2 separate regions of the Homo sapiens genome follow, and region 2 is linked to region 1. A link is an interaction called in ENCODE POLR2A ChIA-PET data of the cell type or tissue named here. Cell type or tissue: Panc1. All regions are shown on one strand. Each heading gives the region's core, and the rest is flanking DNA. Links, peaks and the distances in the headings are about the cores only. Region 1 has its middle 450 kb from the start of LINC02830. Region 2 overlaps ZNF800 (zinc finger protein 800).

Evidence for each region. Peaks named below come from ENCODE experiments on the same cell type or tissue, not always from the same donor. Only the 100,000 strongest peaks of a DNase experiment are listed, where the experiment ranks them.
Region 2: POLR2A ChIA-PET joins it to region 1 with 8 read pairs; 1 of 35 experiments calls an interaction of 5 or more read pairs at or near these places.

The regions. Positions count from the first base shown.
Region 1 is chr7:125,598,160-125,601,086 of GRCh38, reverse strand. No RefSeq gene overlaps it. Among named protein-coding and RNA genes, the nearest start is that of LINC02830, 450 kb to the right of the region's middle. In Panc1, for the core only: no CTCF peak of the experiment used is centred there; a DNase peak (open chromatin) is centred at 1,456.
Region 2 is chr7:127,381,793-127,384,719 of GRCh38, reverse strand. The region is part of intron 3 of ZNF800 (zinc finger protein 800); the gene reads left to right. Among named protein-coding and RNA genes, the nearest start is that of ZNF800, 9.5 kb to the left of the region's middle. In Panc1, for the core only: no CTCF peak of the experiment used is centred there; a DNase peak (open chromatin) is centred at 1,219.

The sequences.
Region 1 (2,927 bases), core at 337-2,836:
ACCTGTTGTGGTTATGAAAATATTACTATGTGGCTCTCATTTTCTTTAGTACACTATGGGCTGGTAAAATCATCAAAAGGGACACAGACCATAAGCAGTCATTTTGGGGTTTGAAGCTAAATTCATTGTGCAAATCTTCAGAGTTAATTAGCAAAAGAACCAGGATTAGAATCTCATTGTTTCTCCAGCCCTGTATAGTTTTTTTAAATAAAATGTTTCATTCTTAAAATGAACATGAAGCATTATCAATACAACTTGGATTTAGTACACGTTCCATAAGGAACATAGTTAAACTATATGCATTAGGCTATGATCAGTGGGAGAGAAGAAAAACAAAGATTAAATTGATATATTAATCCACTGGACATTTGATTTGTTTGCTCAGGCTGCTATAATAAAATACCACAGACCCAGCAGATTAAACAACAGACATAATTTCATCATAGTTCTGGAGGTAAGTAAGTTCAAAATCAAGATGCCAACAGGGCTGGTGCCTGGCCTGGTGAGGGCTCTCCTTTTGGCTTGCAGACAGCCACCTTCTTTGGGTCTTTCCTTGAAGCATGTGTGTTGAGATGGAGAGAGAGGAAGAGAAAGAGTGAGCACAAGTGAGCTAGGATGTCCCTTTTTATAAGTACATCAATTTTATCGATCAGGATCCTAACTTTATCATCTCATTTAGCCTTAATTATCTTCTAAATGACCTATTTTTAGATATAGTCATATCTGGGGTAGGGACTTCAACATATGGGTGATGCAAGGATGAAATTCAGTACACAGCAACACACATGAAACTACTAATCATGCAACTATAAACAAAGATTTGTATTGTTGGACTTTGTTTTGGGAAATATTTGATTCATACTTTCAAATGTACTAATTCTACTTCATTTCCTCCATACTTCCATCCCTGCTGCTTGAGGTAGCAGTGGGTGGCCTACACAAATTTAAACCAAATTAAAACAGTTTGTTTGTGTTTTGCCAGTGTTTACATCATGGACTGTGTTGGAATTTAGAAATGATTTAAAGATATCATACTTTAAAATTCTCAGCAAATAGAAGAGCAGTTAGTGAAAGGAAGAAAGTTTAGAGTTGAGTAAAGGGAGATCTGTTTATACATGGAATTTGAGCTTTAAAAATTTCAAAGAGTTCCTGTGTTTTGTCTTCAGGCGGTCATTGTTTTCCTTCAGGATGCTCTGTCTTCTGCTCCTCACGCTTTCTTTGCTCCGCTACCTTTCTTGTTTCTTAATTCTACTTAAAAAAATACTAATTAAGTTTGAATTAAACATCCTACAAAAAGAAAGTCCTGTATTCTAGTATTTTCTTCTTCAACTCCATCTCAGAAGCCTTGGGAGCCTCTAAACCCTTGGAATTCTCTGAGTGACGGGAGTGTCTTTTTTTTCATGATGAGCCGTTCAGATCACTGATAGTGTATGCTAACAAGATGATTCATGGCAGACTCCTAGGTCATTTATACTAATGAGATGACTCAGGATTGGGCTGGCCATGTCAAAAAGACCAGTCAGATGAATAGAGGGTTAGGGTTTTGCACGATGTGGTATCAGCCCAACCTCCTAACCTCCAATGAGGTAAAAGGAGCTGGAGATTTAGTTCTGTCATATGGCTGATGATTCAACCAATGATGCTACATAGAGAAACCTCAATAAAAGCTGTGGACACTGAAAGCCTGAGTGAACTTCCCTGACTGGTAATCACACATCGGTGTGCTGCAAGCATGAAACATCCTGAGGACACGGAAGCTTTGTGTTTGGAAAACTTTGTGTTTGGAACCTCGCAAACCTTACCCATCAATATACATCTCTTCATTTAGCTGTACGGCTTTGTAACCTTTATAATAAAAAATTGATCATAACAAAAAAATAAATAAAATAAAATTATCTAGTCCTTGGGTTATGTCTCTTTCAGGTATTTGTTTGTATTTTACATATAAATAAATTATATATGGGCACAGATATCCCATATAGTATACATAAATATTAACATATTTATATATCTTAGTTATATTAAATATAAAAGAATTTATATTTTGCTTCAAGCTATCACAAACTTTCTCACAGTCAGATACGGTTTTTTTTTTAACACACAGTAAAACAACTGTAGGATCAAGCGTTTATGATATTTTGCTATCTTTGTGTCACAGTTTGAAGCTACCAATTTTGAAGTACAATTTACTCTGTACAGTGGATATCTGACAACTACCAATTATGATCACATAACATATGCCTGCCCCCACCTCTGGGGGCTCACACATGTAAGAATGAATGCCCAGGCAACGAGACCATTTTGGCCCTCTCAAATCACGTTCAATTTTAGTCTTTTAAAAAGTTACCTCCAATATGACATAACAGTTTCAGTCATGTAGCACAAATGCTGCCTTTGATAGACACTCCATCACTTACTTCCCACTTTCCACTAATCTATGATAATTTTGTAAAGGTCTAAATTAGAAAAGGTTATTAGTTTTGATGAAAGCTGAAATAATAGCCTTAATTTCTTCTCAATCAAACCTTATATAAATTCACATTATTTTTTAATTCAAAACTATCAAAAATAGATTAAAAACGTCACGTATGCATGCACAAATATACCCAGAAATTCATAAAATATAATTTTTTCTGAATTCAGTTAGGAAGACCAAAAGCACTTTTAAGCCACAGAAAAGCCACACTTATAATCTGATCACAAGTGGTATGATTCCAACAAAAGTCAGTTATTCAAACAGCCTTTGACTATTGCAAAAGCTCACAGATAATCTCTTGAAAACGTGGAATTAAAAGTGAATATGTCAAAATATAAGGATAAGGATTATTTTTAAGTGAGCACTTTTATATGACATTCATCTACATGCAAATTAACTCCTAGAACTTTATTCTAATTTTGAACCAAAACTAAAAATAACATTTTGAAGT
Region 2 (2,927 bases), core at 1-2,500, 1.8 Mb before region 1:
CTTTTAGAATAGAGATTAAAGGGTTTTTTTGGTTCTTTCTCATACCATGGAAATGACAGCAATAGCTTTTCATATTTAGTAATATTACTTGTTATAGGTTTCTTTTTTAAAATTCTTAATTTGGAATTAATGAAGTTATACTATGTCAGTTTACTATAGCATTTTTTTATTGAGAAGTTAGAATTAGGCTGGGCGCGGTGGCTCACGTCTGTAATCCCAGCACTTTGGGAGGCCGAGGCGGGCAGATCACGAGGTCAGGAGATCGAGACCATCCTGGCTAACACGGTGAAACTCCGTCTCTACTAAAAATACAAAAAATTAGCTGGGGGGCGGCGGCGGGCGCCTGTAGTCTCAGCTACTCGAGAGGCTGAGGCAGGAGAATGGCGTGAACCCGGGAGGGGGAGCTTGCAGTGAGCCAAGATAGCGCCACTGCAGTCCGGCCTGGAGGAAAGAGTGAGACTCTGTCTAAAAAAAAAAAAAAAAAAAAAAAAAGAAGTTAGAATTAGTTAAGTCATAAGTGCTTTGACTTGTTAAAAAACAGCCTTATCAACAAGAACCTGTACCCAAAATCTGTGTGGGTACAGAATTAAAAAAGATTCCAAAAATCTTTTTTAATTTTAGAAGGCAAATATTTAAAGATTAAATTAATTATTTTCTTATTATGTTGTGATCATATCTGTTCTCTGTGTTTGTCGTATTTTTACTCTCTGAGCTAAAGAAGTGAGGCAGTGAAACGGGTAATTTGAAATGGTAAAATTCCAAAGCCATTTTATGTTGATGTTTTGAACTGCGATCTTTTTAAAATGATATCAGCAAATTTGCCTTTTGAGTTATTTTTTATTTAGGCAAATTCTGAAAATACTATTATTTTAATTTTCTGAGTACCCAACAGTTTAAGTTAGAGGTGATTTAGAAATATGCTGAGTGGTACAAAGAAACTAATCTTGGATTAAAAAAAGAATTATTTTACTTCATTACTGTATCCTGTAACTAAGAAATTTTAGTTTCTTCAAGATAGTAATCTCTTGCATTTCTGGTTAATCTAATGTCTACTGTGGTAGCCCTTCTTTAGCACTAAGGCATTTAAGTTGAGACTGACTAAAACCTTGGGAGAATGGTATGGAAGTCTGGACTGTATAACTTGGGGACAAAGATCCCTTCTAGCTCTGAGGCTCTGTTCTTCCTATTCCACTCTACTCCTAAGCACACCCTCAATGACTCATCTATTTCTAGGCTCTTTCCATTACAATTAGGTCACACACGTTGCATTTAAAGAACTATCCTGGTGGTGCTATATATCTTTGACAGATATTTGAAGATAGAACCCTGAAGTCCATGCTTTTGCTCTTGTTAACCTGTAGGGTATAAATCAGGTTGAATGGTAGTAATATGTTAGGTTATCTACCTTTATCTTCAAGCTCAGATAGTTATCTTCAACTGCTGTATCATCTCCTTTTGTGTCTCACCTTCTGCCTACACTGGGCTGTCTATGACCAGGTATTAATTCCTATGCAAGCTGGAAGTTCATAAAAAGTTCTGTCTTATGAAGGAGTTGACTCATTTTTAATGTCCACCACTTGATGTGTGCTATACTGACTGCTTGACCAGTTTTAACCCATCCTGTTTGCCTGACATTTCAGCTTTTCCTTTGAACTGTTTTCTTGGATTTAAATTACAAATTCTTATTGACTTCTGGTATATCTTTATTAGTCTGCTTAACTTGCAAATTAAGTTAAATGGGTTTTTCTTTTTATAATAAGTAATATGTGTCTGTGGTTTTAAATAGTAAAGTACAAAAGGGTATAGAGGAAAAAATAAGTTTCTATACTATTCTGTCCTTCAGTTCCCCTTTGCTCAGGCAACGCTGCTACATGGTTTATGTGTCTTCTTCCAGAGACCTTTTATACATATACAAACATATATCCCTCATTTTCTTCTTACACAAATGGTAGCTGACTCTACGTACTCTTGTGTACCTTTGCTTTATTAACTGTAGATTCAACTATTTATTGTTGACATCAGTCCATAGATAGATGCCTCATTTTTTAAGAAGCCTGCAGGTTTTGCAGCTGCAGGTTTTCCACTTGGAAATTCCTGATGATTGGCTGACTTGAGACCTGCTGTTTGCTCTGAACCCCTGGTTTCTTCTACTACCTTGACTGTGCCTTACCCTTTGTGTAGTTTGGCTTTGGCTGTGTCATTCTGATAGGATCATGTTTCTAATATGGTGTCTTCAAATTTCCCTCCTCTCTATAACACTTTCAGTTTATCTTCCTTCCTCTTTGACCTCTCTCCCCAAACCAAAACAAAATTTTAAATAGCAGATAAAAAGTGTACTACCTTTACATATTTATTAAATATCTTTTATGTGTTTATTAAATTGGTTTAGTTGAGTTCAATATTCTTTCAGAATTTCTTAGTTGTGTGCTAGAGGCAAAGGAACTATGGAATGCCCCTATGGTTAGAAAGAGAAAAATGAGGGGAAAAGAGAAGGATAATTTTGTCTGGTATTCAAGACTGGTCTTTAATATGAAGCTGACATCTTCTTTTTAAGTTCTTGAAATATATAATATTGTAAGAAGAGAAATATATAATTTGTAGAAAAAAGATTCTACATGTAGAATATGCTAGAGCAGTACATGCAGGGAACTCTTTTTTTGACTCTTAGGGAGGAATAAATTGTAACTTTAATTGTATGGTAATGAAAAATGAGAATTAGCTTCATGTGATGTTTGCTGTCATTATCTTTCTAAATTTGGGTTTGGTCATTTAACTTAGGCTTTTTTTTTTCTCCTTAAAACAACTTTAATTGCAATTAGTTTAAGCTCTGACTGAATGGTGATGCTTCAGTCCTGATTCTGAAGGCAAAGCGTAGGGTGGACGTGATTTTTCTGAGGTACATAGGAGAGTGCCATACCTATGATGGC